Linked DNA regions of Homo sapiens: region 1 is linked to region 2. Evidence: read pairs that join two places in POLR2A ChIA-PET (ENCODE). Cell type or tissue: PC-9. All regions are shown on one strand. Each heading gives the region's core, and the rest is flanking DNA. Links, peaks and the distances in the headings are about the cores only. Region 1 holds the start of LOC105373030 (a long non-coding RNA gene). Region 2 overlaps TPTEP2-CSNK1E (TPTEP2-CSNK1E readthrough).

Region 1 (8,318 bases), core at 216-8,215, 120 kb before region 2:
CTTTGTGGCTGGCAGGTGGCTTTCCATCTCTGAGCCACCTGGGACATGGGAATAGCGATGTCTACAGAGGAGTCAGAGCTGGGGGCTCCCCCTTCCTCCACCCTGACTGTCACATTGGATTCTCCCCTCACCACTGCTCCTAACAAGTGTGGGCACTGGGCAGGAATTTGGGCTCAAGGACTCAAAGCAACACTGGGAGAGAAGAGTCTAAGAAAGGAGCTCAGACCCAGGTGGGGCTGCGGGTCCCAGTAGAACTTTTTCTTTCTTTTTTTTTTTTTTTTTTTTTTTGACATGGGGTCTTGCTCTGTGACCCAGGTTGGAGTTCAGTGGCATGATCACAGCTCACTGCAGCCTTGACCCCCTGGGCTCAATAGATCCTCCTGCCTTAGCCTCCTGAGTAGCTGGTACCAGAGGCATGCACCACCATGCCTGGCTAATTTTCTTATTTTTTGTAGAGATGGGGTCTCACTCTGTTGCCCAGGCTGGTCTCAAACTCCTGGCACAAACAATCTTTGCATCTCGGCCTCCTAAAATGCTGAGATCACAGGCATGAGCCCCTGTGCCCAGCCAGAAATTTCTCAGTGATAGAACTCTCCTGTGTCTTCTCTGTCCAGTGTGGTGGCCGTTGACCACATGTGGCTCCTGATCACTTGAAATGTGGCTCATGCAAGGAAGGAGCTGCAGTTAATATTTTATTTCGTTTTAATTAAATGTAAAGAGCCACACGTGGCCAGTGGCTAGTGCACAGGAGGATGTCCAGCCCCCGAGAAGCCCAAAAGTGCAGAGATGGAATCCAGGGAGGGAAGCGGGCTTAGCGCCTCCGTGGCTCCCTATGCTCAGGGCAAGCAGGACAGAGGGACAGGGAGGAACCAAGATGGGCATCAGGAAGCTTCCAGAACAGTGAGCATAGGAGGGCCGGAGGGGCAGTGTTGAGGGGCAGGGACTAGGACCTGGATCCTTGTGGCTTTAGCTTCCTGGTCTATGGACCCCAGTCTCTAAGCTGGGCCGGACTGGGTGGCACTGGCTCAGACCCTGTCATCAGAGCCACCTCTGCTGCCACCCTCCGCCTGCCGGGGCAGAGGAAGTCTTAGGTCCTGGTCCAGGCTCACCTGCTTCTGAGAGTCTTGGGGCTGAGTCTGAGTGGCCCCGAGGGAGCCCCTCGCTCCCCAGCATCTCACCTGTCCGGCTTCTCCTCCGCAGGCCCTGCGTCTTCCCAGGTGACCACGCCGGCTTCAGGACATGCACGGACACAGCCGCAACGGCCAGGCCCACGTGCCCCGGCGGAAGCGCCGCAACCGCTTCGTCAAGAAGAACGGCCAATGCAACGTGTACTTCGCCAACCTGAGCAACAAGTCGCAGCGCTACATGGCGGACATCTTCACCACCTGCGTGGACACGCGCTGGCGCTACATGCTCATGATCTTCTCCGCGGCCTTCCTTGTCTCCTGGCTCTTTTTCGGCCTCCTCTTCTGGTGTATCGCCTTCTTCCACGGTGACCTGGAGGCCAGCCCAGGGGTGCCTGCGGCGGGGGGCCCGGCGGCGGGTGGTGGCGGAGCAGCCCCGGTGGCCCCCAAGCCCTGCATCATGCACGTGAACGGCTTCCTGGGTGCCTTCCTGTTCTCGGTGGAGACGCAGACGACCATCGGCTATGGGTTCCGGTGCGTGACAGAGGAGTGCCCGCTGGCAGTCATCGCTGTGGTGGTCCAGTCCATCGTGGGCTGCGTCATCGACTCCTTCATGATTGGCACCATCATGGCCAAGATGGCGCGGCCCAAGAAGCGGGCGCAGACGTTGCTGTTCAGCCACCACGCGGTCATTTCGGTGCGCGACGGCAAGCTCTGCCTCATGTGGCGCGTGGGCAACCTGCGCAAGAGCCACATTGTGGAGGCCCACGTGCGGGCCCAGCTCATCAAGCCCTACATGACCCAGGAGGGCGAGTACCTGCCCCTGGACCAGCGGGACCTCAACGTGGGCTATGACATCGGCCTGGACCGCATCTTCCTGGTGTCGCCCATCATCATTGTCCACGAGATCGACGAGGACAGCCCGCTTTATGGCATGGGCAAGGAGGAGCTGGAGTCGGAGGACTTTGAGATCGTGGTCATCCTGGAGGGCATGGTGGAGGCCACGGCCATGACCACCCAGGCCCGCAGCTCCTACCTGGCCAGCGAGATCCTGTGGGGCCACCGCTTTGAGCCTGTGGTCTTCGAGGAGAAGAGCCACTACAAGGTGGACTACTCACGTTTTCACAAGACCTACGAGGTGGCCGGCACGCCCTGCTGCTCGGCCCGGGAGCTGCAGGAGAGTAAGATCACCGTGCTGCCCGCCCCACCGCCCCCTCCCAGTGCCTTCTGCTACGAGAACGAGCTGGCCCTTATGAGCCAGGAGGAAGAGGAGATGGAGGAGGAGGCAGCTGCGGCGGCCGCGGTGGCCGCAGGCCTGGGCCTGGAGGCGGGTTCCAAGGAGGAGGCGGGCATCATCCGGATGCTGGAGTTCGGCAGCCACCTGGACCTGGAGCGCATGCAGGCTTCCCTCCCGCTGGACAACATCTCCTACCGCAGGGAGTCTGCCATCTGACCTCCAGGCCCGGCCCTCACCACTGCCCACAAGAGCCTCTGCCGGGGGTGGGATGCCAGGACACCCCCTCCCACACTCAGGACAGAGCCAACCCTGGCTCCGTGGACCTTCTGGAGGAAGGTGGGGGTTTCAAAGACTGGGGGACCCCTTCCTCCTGACTCCAGCACCCAGGCCTGGGAAGAGCTCGGCCCCGATCAGCCTGAGTTCCGCCAGCGCCTACTTCTGGTGGCTCTAGGTCCCCGGATCCACCACCCTTCCCCCACTGACTCTTCAAGGACGTGCCCTCTTTGCTCTCAGAACCTTGGGGAAGGTGGCTGGACTGCTGGGCGGGGGACATCTCGGGGTTTCAGGGTGGGCAGGGGGTTAGTTTGGGGAGGGGGGGGTGCGTTTCTTTTGCATGACTGTGGCCTGTTGCTCATGACTTTCTTTTGTAAATATCTATAAATGGAGACAGATGGAGACACCAAATTCACTTTCTGCCGTTTTTACCTGCTGGACAGGGAGATGCAGTCCCTCTCTGTGCACCCCTCCCCACCCAGCCCATCAAGCCTAGCGCCTTCCCCTGCCCAGCTGGCTGGCCCCTTGAGGCCCTCAACGCCAGCCACCTTGGCCCTTGGATGGTGTTGGGTTTGGGTGCAGAGGAGGGACTCTGAGGGGTGGGATGAGGGACCATCCCTCCCTCCCTGCAGTCCCTCCAGCCCCGGGCCCAGCCCAGATTGACAACAGAGTTTGTAACCATATATATATATATATATATATATTTTTTTTTTATTTTTTATTATTATTTTTTTTTCTTGAGACGGAGTTTTGCTCTTGTTGCCCATGCTGGAGTGCAATGGAGCAATCTCGGCTCACTGCAACCTCCGCTTCCCAGGTTCGAGCGATTCTCCTGCCTCAGCCTCCTGAGTAGCTGAGATTACAGGCATGAGCCACCATACTCAGCTAAGTTTTGTATTTTTAGTAAAGATGGGGTTTCACCATGTTGGCCAGGCTGGTCTCGAACTCCTGACCTCAGGTGATCCACCCACCTTGGCCTCCCAAAGTGCTGGGATTACAAGTGTGAGTCACCGCACCCAGCCGTAACTATATATTTTTAATAAAGTACATGGTCCATTAGGGGTAGGCTGGTTGAAGATGGAGGGGTGAGAAGGAGAGAAAGAGAGTGAGCAAGCACACATGTAATTGTGCCTGTGTGTGTCGTGTGTGTGCCTGTGTGTCATGTGTGTGCCTGTGTGTTATGTGTGTGCCTGTGTATGTGGCCCTTTCTGAGTGACTGACCCTTGGAGGGAACTTTACCACCTGCCATTCTCCTTCCGGCGAGTCAATAGAAGGATCTGGAGTTGGCATCAAAGAACCAAAAGCTTTGATGTCAGAGCTTTGTTACCTAGTAGCTGTGTGACTGTCAGCTCTTGGCCTCAGTTTCATCCTCTGCAGAATGGGATTAACCATCCCTCCCGCCTGCAATGATGGGCAGGACAGCCCTGTGTGGACGTCAGCCAACCCTTCCTAACTCAGGTGGAAGTGGGAAGGGCCCACCCGATCCGCACCTCCCTACATACATGCAGATCCACACACCGCTGGTAGAGCTGGCGGCAGGACACTGATGGGAAGGGCACAGGGGCCAGGAAACCTGGTCACAGACTTAACCAAGACAGGCTTGGTCTCTGCTCTCTGTGGGACCTCGGGTAAGTCCCTTCCCTTCTCTGCCTTCGGTTAGCCTATGCTCTATAACCAGCCAGCACAAAACAGAGACCAATGACGCATCCTCTCTTAGGGTCCTGTGGGTGGGCTGGGGTTCCTAGCTGATTTCTCCTGGGCTTACCCGGCAGCTGTGCTCAGCTGGAACATCAGTGGGCCTGGAAAACCCCCGATGAGCCCATGTACATGTCGGCAGCTGGTATGGCTTTCTGGGGTGGTGGTGGGGTTTGGTTCTCCTCCAATAGGCTGCATCACATTCCTTCATGGCGACTCCGGGCAGCAACCTACGAGGGCAAAGGTAGAAGCTGCAAGGTCTCCGGAGGCCTAGCCCCTTGAACTTGGATAACATCATTTCCACTGCAGTCTATCGGCCAGAGTCCAGGTCACGAGGCCAGCCCAGATTCAAAGGGTGGGAAATTAGTTTCCACCTTTTGGGAAAGAGGCAAAGTCACATTGCCAAGGACATGCCGAGCAGGAGGGAGCTGTGGCCATAGTTGGTCATCTATCCCAGAGCCTTGGAGTTTGAGGGTTCCTCCCACCCGACTTCTACTCTACAGGCTGACTGTGTGCCCCAGGCTGAAAGGAAGCAGAAGGCACCCTTCTGGGTCCCAGGGATCTTCCACACAAAGGTGCCAGCTGCCTCTAGAAACAGGGAACCAGCAGGCAAGCTTACCTGCTGTGCAGCACAGCGAGCTGCCTTGTGAATGACCACGTCTCACCAGCCCCGGCAGCATAGCTGCCGTTTGGGTGGATCACTGTGCACCCCGTATGCTGCGCTGCTGCAGAAGGAAACTTGAGGCCTCTTTCCTGGAGACAGAGCCAAGCTCAGGATCCAAGCCTCCCAATAGATAACTCATAATGTCTCTCATTTGCATAACACCTTTCACGTCCTTGGGTTCATTGAACTCTTACGAAACTCCAAGAGGAAGCCAGGACAAGGATTATGGCCTCCTTTTACTGATGAGGAAATAAATAGAGGCCCAGAGAACCAGGGGGCTGGCTGGAAACAAAGTGAGGACAGTCAGAGGCCCGGGAGCCTGCTTCTCCTTCACTCCATCCTCTCCCAGGTGGGGGCTCAATGAGGGGGAGGGGCTGCTTCCTTTCCTCCTCTGTGCCCTCCCAGATTTCCCAGAGTGCACCTGTGGCCTTTGGCCCCCACCCCCACCGAAGAGCCTGTGGGGGCCGCTCAGCAAGAAGGAAATTCAGTGGCGCATCTGCCCACATTCTGGAAGGACCCCTGGTCCCCTTCTGTCAGGTGAGTACCCCAGGGTCTCAATCCTGACCCTGGAGGCTCATGAGAGATGTCCCTCTATCCAGCCCTGCAGGCCCTGGGTGGGTCTCGCCAGGTCTCCCCACTCCTCCCACCACATCCCCAGGATGCCACGGCTTCCTGGGCTACGAGCAGTAACTGAAGAGGATTCAGGCTCAGGTGCTCCCAGACTCAGAAGCCTCCACCTAGAGCACGTCTTAGGGGATGTCTACCCTCCTCTAAGATGTGCGAGAGGCCCGGATGCAGGGTGGGGAAGGGGTACATGTGGGGTTACCCCCAAGAGGGCCCATCATCCACCATCCAGAGCAACATGGGGCGTTCCAAGGTCCCCCCAGGCCCTTCACCAGCTTGCAGCTTGCTCATATGCTTGTGGTAGTTGCTCTTTTGGGAGAGGCCTGGTCTCTCTGGTCACATGCAAGGTGACCTGTGGCAGGGTCACACAGAAGAGGCAAGTGAAAGCCCAAAGCCAGGACTTCTGGAGTGCCAAAGGGCAGTGCCAGTGTGGGCACTGGGGGAGGGGGCCACGCGGTGCCGAGAGCCCGCAGCTGCAGGGAGGCTCCCAGGCCTGGCTGCGCTGCAAACTCCTGCTGGCTCAGCTCTGCTCGGGGCTGACTCACCTTCCCTCTCCCACCTGTTCCCCTTTCACAGCCCTCCCACCTGCCTCCCTCCTCGTGCCGCTCCTCTGATCCCTCACTCCACTCCGGCTCCTGCGGCGCTGACGGAGCGGGGTGGGGGGAGTTGCTGCGTCTGGGGGTGTAAGAACCTTAGATGTCACGGAGCTTGGAATTGTGCCAACGGGCAGGCTGAAGGGGCCTTAAAGTGCTGCCAAGCCCTCCTCATGCCACACCAGCTTCCCTGCAGAGCCAGGGTAAGGAGACCCCCTCTGCCCTGCCCTGCCCTCTCTTCCCCACTTCGGTCACAGCCTCTTGGGGAGCAGGAGTGGTGGGCAGGATGGAGAGAATGAAGAGGGTATCATGCATGTGGAAGAAAAGGAGGAAGACAGGGAGGGAGGAAGAGGAAGAAAGGGAGGAAGACAAGGAAGGAGGAAGAGGAAGAAAGGGAGGAAGACAGGGAGGGGGGAAGAGGGCGGATCTAATGGGAGCAAAAAACCCCGCCCTCATCTGGCCACACCTGCCTGCCTGCCTGGAATTCCACGGTTCAGGCCTAATCCTTGTAGATTCACCATGGCTTCCTTCCCACCAGCTTCTGGAAGATTTATCTTCCTTATGAACTCAAATAGCTCACAGAAGAATAGAAAAGAACTTAGGAGGCATCCGACTCAGCTATTTCACCTCATTGCGTTCACCCCTGTCTTTGTTAGAGCCCATGGCTGCGATCAGATGACTGCTTCCTGCGTCTAGCTTTTCTCATTGCAGTTTTTTCCAGGTATTGACTTTTCTGGGTATTGATGGATTCTACATCTTTTCAATTTTTTTTTTTTTTTTTTTGAGATGGAGTCTCGCTGTGTTGCCCAGGCTGGAGTGCAATGGCGCAATCTCGGCTCACCACAACCTCTGCCTTCTGGGTTCAAGAGATTCTCCTGGCCAGGCGTGGTGGCTCACACCTGTAATCCCAGCACTTTGGGAGGCCAAGGTGGGCAGATCACCTGAGGTTGGGAGTTCGAGACCAGCCTGACCAACATGGAGAAACCCTGTCTCTACTAAAAATACAAAATTAGCCAGGCATGGTGGCACATGCCTGTAATCCCAGCTACTTGGGAGGCTGAGGCAGGAGAATCGCTTGAACCCGGGGGGGCAGAGGTTGAAGTGAGCCGAGATCATGCCATTGTACTCCAGCCTGGGCAACAAGAGTGAAACACCATCTCAAAAAAAAAAAAAAAAAAAAAATAGATTCTCCTGCCTCAGCCTCCCGAGTAGTTGGGATTACAGGTGTGCACCACCATGCCTGGATAATTTTTTGTATTTTTAGTAGAGACGGGGTTATGTTGGCGAGGCCAGTCTGGAACTCCTGACCTTGTGATCCGCCCTCAGCCTCCCAAAGTGCTGGGATTACAGATGTGAGCCACTGCGCCCGGCCTTCAATTTTTAATGACTATAGAATGTTCATCAAATTATAGAAGATCAAAAATTATACACCATTATGGATCATCAAGGCAACCCCTCATTTACAGATAGAGAAACTGAGACCTGGAGCAACGCAGTGATGAACATCTTTGTTCACTATTTTTTCTTCTTGTGCCTGTTTGCATAAGCTGAGTACAAGGTTCAAAAGCTAACAGAATTCTGGGCTCTGTCTGGCAGGCTGTAGAAATGCACCCTTCAGCCTTTGAATCTTCCTACAAGGACGATGTAGACCTGGGTCCCAGGAATTGGAAAGCGAAGGAGCTTTAAATCCAATATCCTGGCCAGGCACGGTGGCTCATGCCTATAATCCCAGCACTTTGGGAGGCCGAGGTGTGTGAATCACAAGGTCAGGAGTTCAAGACCAGCCTGGCCAACATGGCGAAACCCTTTCTCTACTGAAAATACAAAAATTAGCCGGGCGTGGTGGCGTGGGCTTGTAATCCCAGCTACTCAGGAGGCTGAGGCAGAGAATTGCTTGAACCCGGGAGGCAGAGGTTGCAAAGAACTGAGATCATGCCACTGCACTCCAGCCTGTGTGACAGAGTGAGATTCTGTCTCAAAAATAAATAAATAAATAACCAATATTCCCCTTCACAGCCACGAAAGGGGCTCCTAGTCAAGAGAGTGAATGAAGATGAGGAAGAATGGCAGGCAATGGGCACAATAATGAGACCAGGGCATGGGGCCGA
Region 2 (8,318 bases), core at 280-8,279:
AGTTCGGAGTTGATTTCGAAGGGTCTGGGTCCTCTGGGTCTGAGTCTGGGGAGGCGAGTCAGACTCCTGACTCTCCCATCTTCACTGGTGCAAGGGCCTCAGGGGACCCTGCCCTGACTCACCATCCTGCCAGCACCCTCCTGGGCCCCTGTCTTGTTGGTTTGGGGACAGTGGTGATTGTAGGGCGTCCCCGGCCAGCCTTGCTGGCTCCATTTATTCAACACTCTGGCCACATTCTTATCCCCAGTGCTCTGCCAGGGCCTGACTCCAGATGGCCTCTGCCGGTGGGGCTGGATGCGTCCTCCAAGCCCTGCTTTCCAGGATCACCCGAGGGCCAGCACACTATGGATGTGGCTTCTGCCCCTTCTCCCTCTGCATCATAAGGGGTCAGCCAAGAGAGTGGGGCCTGCTTTGTTAAGGCACTGCTGTTGCCCATGCAGGGTCCAGAGGTGGCCAAATCTGGGCCCATTTGCTAGACTTGCATCCTGGGGAACTCTCTAGACCTCTTAGAGTCTCTGGTCCTCAGCTCTGAAAGGGGTGGCGAACAGTGTTGTTCGCTGACAGGTGGTTCCAGGGGTGAGAGTTAGTGTGGGAAATACTCCAGGCCTCTGATGGGTGGGAACTGAGGTTGCCGCCGCTGCTGCTGCCGGGACGGTGGGCTTCATCCCCTGTCCTCCAGTCCACCCATGTCCCCGATTGTGTCCATGTGTCTGTGTAGGTGTCAAGTAGGCCCCCGTGTGAGGCTGGCCACGCCCGTGGCCACCTGGAACTTGCCAAGTTCCCAGCCCCTCTAGGGCCAGCCAAGTCCAAGCCCTTTTCTGTGTCCAAGTTTGTTTTGGGAACTGGCATTCCCTCCACTGTGTCTGACTCATGGGGCATCTTCTGTTCCTGAAATCGGGCAGTTCTAGCTTCTAGGCCTTCGCATGTGGGGCACCCCTGCATCTATGCTCAGCCGGCTCCCAGACACAGCCTCTGCCAGGAAGCCTCACCTGGAGTTTGAGTGGAGAAAAAACACAGGGACTTTGGGGACTAAGTTTCAAATTCTGGCTGTGCCCCATCCAGTTCTGTCAGACCTTAGGCCAGTTACCTAACGTTTCTGAACCTCAGCTTAGCGGTTGTAAGAATTAAGGGAGCTCAGAGAAAAGCCTGGCGGCTTCCTGATAGAATTTAGAGGCCACCAAGGAACTCATTGGTGGCAGGACCTGCTGCAGGGGGAGGCAGCTCTGGCAGGTTTCCAGCACTTGCGGGGGTCAGAGGCTTTGCCTAGCAGCTTGGGTCCCTGTCCCTGGGAAGTTTGTAGCATATGATCATTTGACCTTTGGTGTCTGTTTTTCCACATGTCAAACAGAAATGCAAACAGTAGGCCAGGCACAGTGGCTCACGCCTGTAATCCCAGCACTTGGGAGACCAAGGCGGGCAGATCATTTGAGGTCAGGAGTTTGAGACCAGCCCGGCCAACATGGTGAAACCCCATCTCTACTAATAATACAAAAATTAGCCAGGCGTGGTGGTGTCTGCTTGTAATCCCAGTTACTCGGGAGGCTGAGGCATGAGAATCGCTTGAACCCGGGAGGCAGAAGTTGCAGTGAGCCGAGATCATGCCACTGCACTCCAGCCCAGGCGACAAAGTGAAGCTGTCTCAAAAAAAAAAGAAAAAAGAAATACAAACAGTAGTACTCGAAGAGTGGAGTAAGGGCTCGAGGGGAAGAGGGCCCTGTCTACCACTACCTCCCCAGCACCTCTCCTCCCTGCACACATCTGCCGAATCACCAAGTGCTGCAGGCCCTGCCTCCAAAGTGTCAATCAGTTTCTGCACCCTGCCCAGGCAGGGCCACCGTCAGCTCTTGCCTGGTCTCTGTAGTGGCCTTCCCAGGCCTTCCACTACCCCTCTAGCCTCCTCCAGCCCTTTCGTATCCACCAGGTAGCCTCAACAGGGTGATTTTTGTCCCCCAGGAGACATATGTCAAGATCTGGAGACCTTTTGGTTGTTACAATTCAGGGGGAAAGGGGTGCCCTGGCATCTAGTGGGTAGAAGTCATGGGTGCTGTTAGACTGTGCAGTGCCCAGGGCAGCCCCACAACCAGGAATTCTCCAGCTCCAGTGTCAGTAGTGCCACGGTTGAGAGATCCTGTGATCACACACCTGAACATGGCCCTTGGTGCCTCAGGCTGAAGGCCAGGATCTTAGCCGGCCATTCAAGACCCTTCAGATCTCTTCCCTGCCCACCTCTTCCACTGTCTTTTTCTGCCACCCCATGGTTCCCGCTGCACCTGCTGCTGTTGGGCCTCTGCTTGTGCCGTGACCTCTCTTGTCTGTCCAGTACAGTCCTGTTTGGGAGCCAGGAGCCCTTGCAGCCTGCCCTCCCGGAGGCTCTCCTTTCCTCATAGCATGGCTTATTCCCTCTTCCCCTCCTCCCACTGGGTGGACACCGGCTCATCTCTAGCCTAGGGGCTGCACTTCCCACCAAGCCGAACATCATGGAGCATTGACTGTGTGCCAGGCACTCTTGTAAGCATGTTTGTCTGTCAGAACATCCCAATGAGCCAGATAGTGTCATCGGTTTACACATGAGGTACCTGGGGCTCAGAGGGGTGAAGTGCCTTGTCCGACGACCCCTGGCCAGGGGATGTCCGAGTCAGGATTTGGGCTCTAGTAGGTTGGCTCTGAAACTCACACTTCAACCGCTGCACTCTCCTGCCTCTCTGCTCATGGGGAAATGGAGCATGGCCAGGGGACTCTAAGGATCCTCACTGTCCCCTGGAAACCTGTGTGGCTCATCCCAGTGACGAGCATTGATGTGTCAAAAGCTCTTTACAGTTTGCAAAGTACTTTCATTCCTGTTGCTGGCTAGATTGAGTTATTCATTCTGTTTTTCTTTTTCTTTTATTAAAAATCCAAATACTCAAAAATCAAAACACAAAAATGTGTTAAGTGAAAGAAGCCAGTCACAAAAAATCACGTTGTATGATTCTGTTTGATTCTATTTCTGTGAAATGTCCAGAAAAGACAAATCCATAGAGACAGAATGTAGATTAGTTGGGGGGCAGGGGATGGAGCGAGGAGATAGGACCTTACCCCACTAAAGGCTACAGGTGTTTTCAGGGTGATGAAAATACAGCCCTCCTGGGCCAGGCACAGTGGCTCATGCCTGTAATTCCTGCACATTGGGAGGCTGAGGCAGGTGAATCACTTGAGCCCAGGAGTTGGAGACCAGCCTAGAGATGGCAAACCCTGTCTACAAAAAATACAAAAATTAGCCAGGTGTGGTGGCTTGCGCCTGTAGTCCAGCTACTCGAGAGGCTGAAGTGGGAGGCTCACTTGCGCCCCAGAGGTTGAGGCTGCAGTGAGCTGTGTTAGTGCCACTACAGTCCAGCCTGGGTGGCAGATTGAGACCCTGTCTCAAAAAGAAAAAGAAAATACAGCCCTCCACCTTCGGTACCTGTGGGGAATAGGTTCCAGGATCCCCCTCAGATACCAGAATCCTCTGATTCTCAAGTTCCTGATATAAAAAGCTGTAGTATTTGTATATAAGCTACGCGCATCCTCTGTATACTTTTTTTTGTTTTGAGACGGAGTCTCGCTGTGTCGCCAGGCTGGAGTGCAGTTGTGTGATCTCGGCTCACTGCAACCTCCGCCTCCCAGGTTCAAGAGATTCTCCTACCTCAGCCTCCTGAGAGCTGGGATTACAGGCGCTCCCACGGGAGCACCTTGGCTAATTTTTGTATTTTTAGTAGAGATGGGGTTTCATCATGGTGGTCAGGCTGGTCTGGAACTCCTTGCCTGGTGATCCGCCTGCCTCAGCCTCCCAAAATGCTGGCACCTGGCCTTCTCCATATACTTTAAATCATCTCTAGATCACTTATAATACCTAATACAATGTAAATGCTATGTAAATAGTTATTGTACTGTATTTTTAATTTTTATATTATTTACCTATTTATTTTTGAGACATGGTCTTGCTCTGTCACCCAGGCTGGAGTGTGGTGGTGTGATCATAGCTCACCGCAACCTTGACTTACTAGGTTCAAGCAGTCCTCCTGCCTCAGCCTCCCAGGTAGCTGGGACCACAGGCACGTGCTACCACGCCTGGCTAATATTTGTATTTTTTGTAGAGATAGGGTCTCACTATGTTGCTTAGGCTGGTCTCGAACCGCTGGACTCAAGTAATCCTCCTCAGCCTCCCAAAGTGGTAGTACTACAGTTGTGCATCACTGCACCCAACCTATTTCTTATTGTTGTGTTGTTATTTTTTATTTTCTCCCCCCACGTATTTTTGATCCATGGTTGAATCGGCAGATGCGGAACCCACAGCAGATGCTGATACGAAGGTATCAGCTGATAAGAAGATGCTGTGTTCTAATTTTTAATTTTTTTTTTTTTTTTTTTGAGATGGAGTCTTGCTCTGTCGCCAGGCTGGAGTGCAGTGGCACAATCTCGGCTCACTGCAACCTCTGCCTCCTGGGTTCAAGCAATTCTCCTGCCTCAGCCTGCCGAGTAGCTGGGATTACAGGCGTGCGCCACTACGCCCAGCTAATTTTTGTACTTTTAATGGAGATGGGGTTTCACCATGTTGGCCAGGATGGTCTTGATCTCTTGACCTTGTGATCCGCCTGCCTCGGCCTCTCAAAGTGCTGGGATTACAGGCGTGAGCCACCGCGCCCGGCCTGTGTTCTAAAATTGATTGTGGTAATGGCTGCGCAAGCTTGTGAATATACTAAAAACGGTGAGTCGCACACTTTGAGTGACTCAATTGGAGAGTTATCTGAATTACATCTCAATAAAGGTGTTGAAAGAAATTGCAACTTATAACACAGTATCCAGTGAAGCGTCCCCCACCCCTTCCTCCCTGACCCACTTAGCCCTGTACAGTCATGTTTCTGTTCAGTGTTTCTTTATGTAGCTAGAGCCAAACACAGATACTTAGTTCCCCACCTTTTTAAAGAAAACTGAAATGAGAGTGTGGAATATACACTGTTCTGTGCTTTGCTTTTTCACTTCCTGTATCTTGGAGATCTTTCCACTTGTGTGCAGAGAGAGCTTCCTGGTTCTTTTTCCATTGTATTCTGTTTTATGGATGGGCTATTCTTTATTTAATCAGCCCCCTCAGGAGGGACATTTGGGTTGTTTCCAAGCTTCTGCTGTTCCAAACAGCCTGCAGCCGACAGCCTTGTCCCCGCCTTGTTTTGCACCGTGCTAGGATGTCAGGTAAACTCCCAGAAGCGGGGTTGCTGGTCAGGGCTGAGTAGCGTCAAATCCCCCTCCAGTGGCGACTCAGCAGTTGACGCCTCCACCACCTGGGAGGAGTGCTCAGCGCCCCCACAGTCTTGCCGACAGACAGGTGTGTTATCTCGTAAGACTTTTGACAATCCTAGGTGAAACATGGTCTTTCACGATCATATTAATTTGCATTTCTCTTACAAGGAGGTTGGGCATCTTTCCCTATGAGTAAGGCTTTTCTATTAATGATTTCTTTCTCTGTGAAGTGTGTGTTTCAAATCCTTTGGCCTATTTTCTGCTGAGTCTTTTTCTGACTGATTTGTAGGAGCTCATTACATATTAGCTCTTTGCCTGTGATAAGAATTGCAAGTGAGTATGTCTCTTAGGACTTTATTTCCGGTGTTTTTGCCATGCAGAAGGGATTCTTTTTTTTTTGGAGAGGAAGGAGCTTTTTTTTTTTTTTTTTAAATGGCTTTAGGATTTTGAATCAGGGATAAAAATAAAAGCTTTGCCTAACCCCAAGGCTATAAGGCAATTCTCCCTTCTTCTAACATTTCATTGTTATTTCTTATTAAACGTTGAGTGGATGCAAAGAATACGTATAGAATACCTGCATGGCCTAAGGTGTCCCTCCCTGGGAACCACCGTCTGACATTTAATCTTTTTCCTTTCTTTCGTGTTTAAATCTGTATTGTCCAGTCTTGTTGCCTGTTTTGATATGGAAACAAGTAGAACTGTGCTTGCACTCTTCTTTTTTTTTTTTTTTTTTTTTTTTTTGAGCTGGAGTTTCACTCCGTCACCCAGGCTAGCGTGCAATGGCACAATCTCGGCTCACTGCAACCTCCGCCTCCTGGGTTCAAGTGATTCTCCTGCCTCAGCCTCCCAAGTAGCTGGGATTACAGATGCCTGCCACTGCGCCCGGCTAATTTTTGTATTTTTGGTACAGACAGGGTTTCACCACCTTGGCTGGGCTGGTCTCGGACTCCTGACCTTGTGATCCACCCGCCTCAGCCTCCCAAAGTATTGGGATTACGGGCGTGAGCCACTGTGCCTGGCCTCGGGTAGAATGTTTTCAAGGTGCACTCGTGTCGTAGCGTGTATCGGTACTTTATTCCTCTTTATTGCTGAATAATATTCCGCCGCATGGAGGCACTGCATTCCATTCATCCTTGCATCTGTGACAGATGTTTGTTGTTTCCACCCTCTGGCTGCTGTGAGGAGTGCACCCCTGGGACCAGGGTCATTGTGTGAAGCAGGCATCCTTTCCTCTTCACTGCCGCCTGGGATTCCCTGGTGACTGCGCCACTGTTCCTGTTCTTCTGCTGCTGAGCACTTGGGCTGTTTGCTCCTGTGTCCATCCTTGTCCTGTCCCCCTGGTGCACACGTGTTTCTGAAGGATGTACACTCAGGAGTGGGGTTGCTTGGGCGAGCGTTTGTTTATGTTCAGCTTCACCCAAGAGGTGCACAGGGGCTGTGCCAACTCACACCCACACCTTTATTTCTTATATACAAACTTTTCCTCTACTTGAGATTTCTCCTGGTTGTGGTGTGAGCCATGGTGTCTTTTCTCAGGTGGCCAGCCGGTTGTTCAGGGACATTATTAATGAACAGTCTCATCTTTTCCTCTGATGTGAGGTCCTGCCTTTCTCCTGTCTTGAACTCCTCCTGAGGCTGTGTCCCTGGGGGTTGTTCTGGCCTGTTTGTGTCCTGTTGCGACACTGTCCTACTCCTCCTGCTGGGCTCGCTGCTGGCCCCAGGAAGGAGACACCCTGTCGCCCAGCCTAGCCCCAGCCCTTCATCTCATCCACCCATACAGCCAGGGAAACTGAGGCAAGGTACACTTTGGGCTTGGTCTTTCTTGTGACTTCTTGAGTTGGGCAGTGGGCCCAGGCAGAGAGCGGGGCCTTGGTGTGTGTGAGGGTATTTTCTTAGAGCCCCTTGAGAAGCCAGGAGTGGACTGGGGGAGACGGGGAGGTGCAGGCAGGACCTCTGACCTATGCTGGAGGCCAGCAGAGCCGGGGTTGATCTCAAGGCCGCCATTTACAGGTCAGGTGACCTTGAGCTGGGTCTCTAGCTGGGTCTCTGTTTTCTCATCTCTACAAGGGGGTTGAGAATCGAATGAGACACTGGATTAGAATGTGCAGGGCTGCCTCTGAAGGCATCAGCATTGACTGAGGGGTTGCTGCGGCTGTCCCATCCTCATCCTGTAGGCCAGGGTGGTCCTGGCTTGTTCTGGTGTGTTCGGCAGCCCAGCCCCATTGGGCCTCTTCTGCACGTGCCACCATCTCAACCCGACAGACCTCACTGCCTGAATTTGCTCTAGGACTCAGCCCCCTCCCTTAGGTGGTCTGTGAGCCTTTTGCATACCTGACCCTTGCCCCACTCACATCGGGCCTTCTTGTCGCCCCAACCTGTGGCCCTGGGTAGCCCTTGTGTGTCACCTCTGTCCCTCACAGCGCTGACCTTCTTTCCCCTCAGGAACCCTTTGCCGGGGCTCCTTTGCCCCCTTCCCAGCCTCCCCCAAGAGCTCCTCAAGGGCAGATGGCCCCGGGCCCGGCACACGCCAGATCTCAGAAATGCTTAGTGGGGCGCCTGGGACTGCCTGGCCTTTGAGGGTGACCCTGGTCCCTTGCCTCCCTGCCCCGGGCAGGTGCCAACATCGCCTCTGGTGAGGAAGTCGCCATCAAGCTGGAGTGTGTGAAGACAAAGCACCCCCAGCTGCACATCGAGAGCAAGTTCTACAAGATGATGCAGGGTGGCGGTGAGCGCAGGGTGGGCGGCGGCGGGCGCCGGGTGGGTGGCGGTGGGCAGCCATGAGCACAGGGTGGGCCGGGCGTGGCTGGCTGCCTGCCTCTGACCCCTGACAGAGGCCCTCTGCTTGACCCCCAGTGGGGATCCCGTCCATCAAGTGGTGCGGAGCTGAGGGCGACTACAACGTGATGGTCATGGAGCTGCTGGGGCCTAGCCTCGAGGACCTGTTCAACTTCTGTTCCCGCAAATTCAGCCTCAAGACGGTGCTGCTCTTGGCCGACCAGATGGTGAGTCCCCGTCCCCTCCATCCCCAGCCAGATGCCTGTGGGCCCAGGATACCAGCCCTGCCT

Evidence for each region. Peaks named below come from ENCODE experiments on the same cell type or tissue, not always from the same donor. Only the 100,000 strongest peaks of a DNase experiment are listed, where the experiment ranks them.
Region 1: POLR2A ChIA-PET joins it to region 2 with 6 read pairs; 4 of 35 experiments call an interaction of 5 or more read pairs at or near these places.

Annotation. Positions count from the first base shown.
Region 1 is chr22:38,421,054-38,429,371 of GRCh38, reverse strand. It overlaps KCNJ4 (potassium inwardly rectifying channel subfamily J member 4), which reads left to right. Exons shown (of 2, transcript NM_152868.3): 2 at 1,201-3,045. The coding sequence starts at 1,240. The coding sequence ends at 2,577. LOC105373030 (a long non-coding RNA gene) reads left to right here and starts at 5,154. Exons shown (of 5, transcript XR_938254.4): 1 at 5,154-5,530; 2 at 6,194-6,413. LOC101927183 (a long non-coding RNA gene) reads right to left here and starts at 5,094. Exons shown (of 3, transcript XR_938252.3): 1 at 4,949-5,094; 2 at 4,400-4,559. In PC-9, for the core only: no CTCF peak of the experiment used is centred there; no DNase peak of the experiment used is centred there.
Region 2 is chr22:38,302,798-38,311,115 of GRCh38, reverse strand. It overlaps TPTEP2-CSNK1E (TPTEP2-CSNK1E readthrough), which reads left to right. Exons shown (of 15, transcript NM_001289912.2): 7 at 7,868-7,978; 8 at 8,107-8,255. It overlaps CSNK1E (casein kinase 1 epsilon), which reads left to right. Exons shown (of 11, transcript NM_152221.3): 3 at 7,868-7,978; 4 at 8,107-8,255. Among named protein-coding and RNA genes, the nearest start is that of CSNK1E, 10 kb to the left of the region's middle. RefSeq lists enhancers at 1-434, 402-491, 4,984-5,233, 5,334-5,383. In PC-9, for the core only: no CTCF peak of the experiment used is centred there; DNase peaks (open chromatin) are centred at 4,795 and 5,245; H3K4me3 peaks cover 1,045 bases; H3K27ac peaks cover 7,161 bases.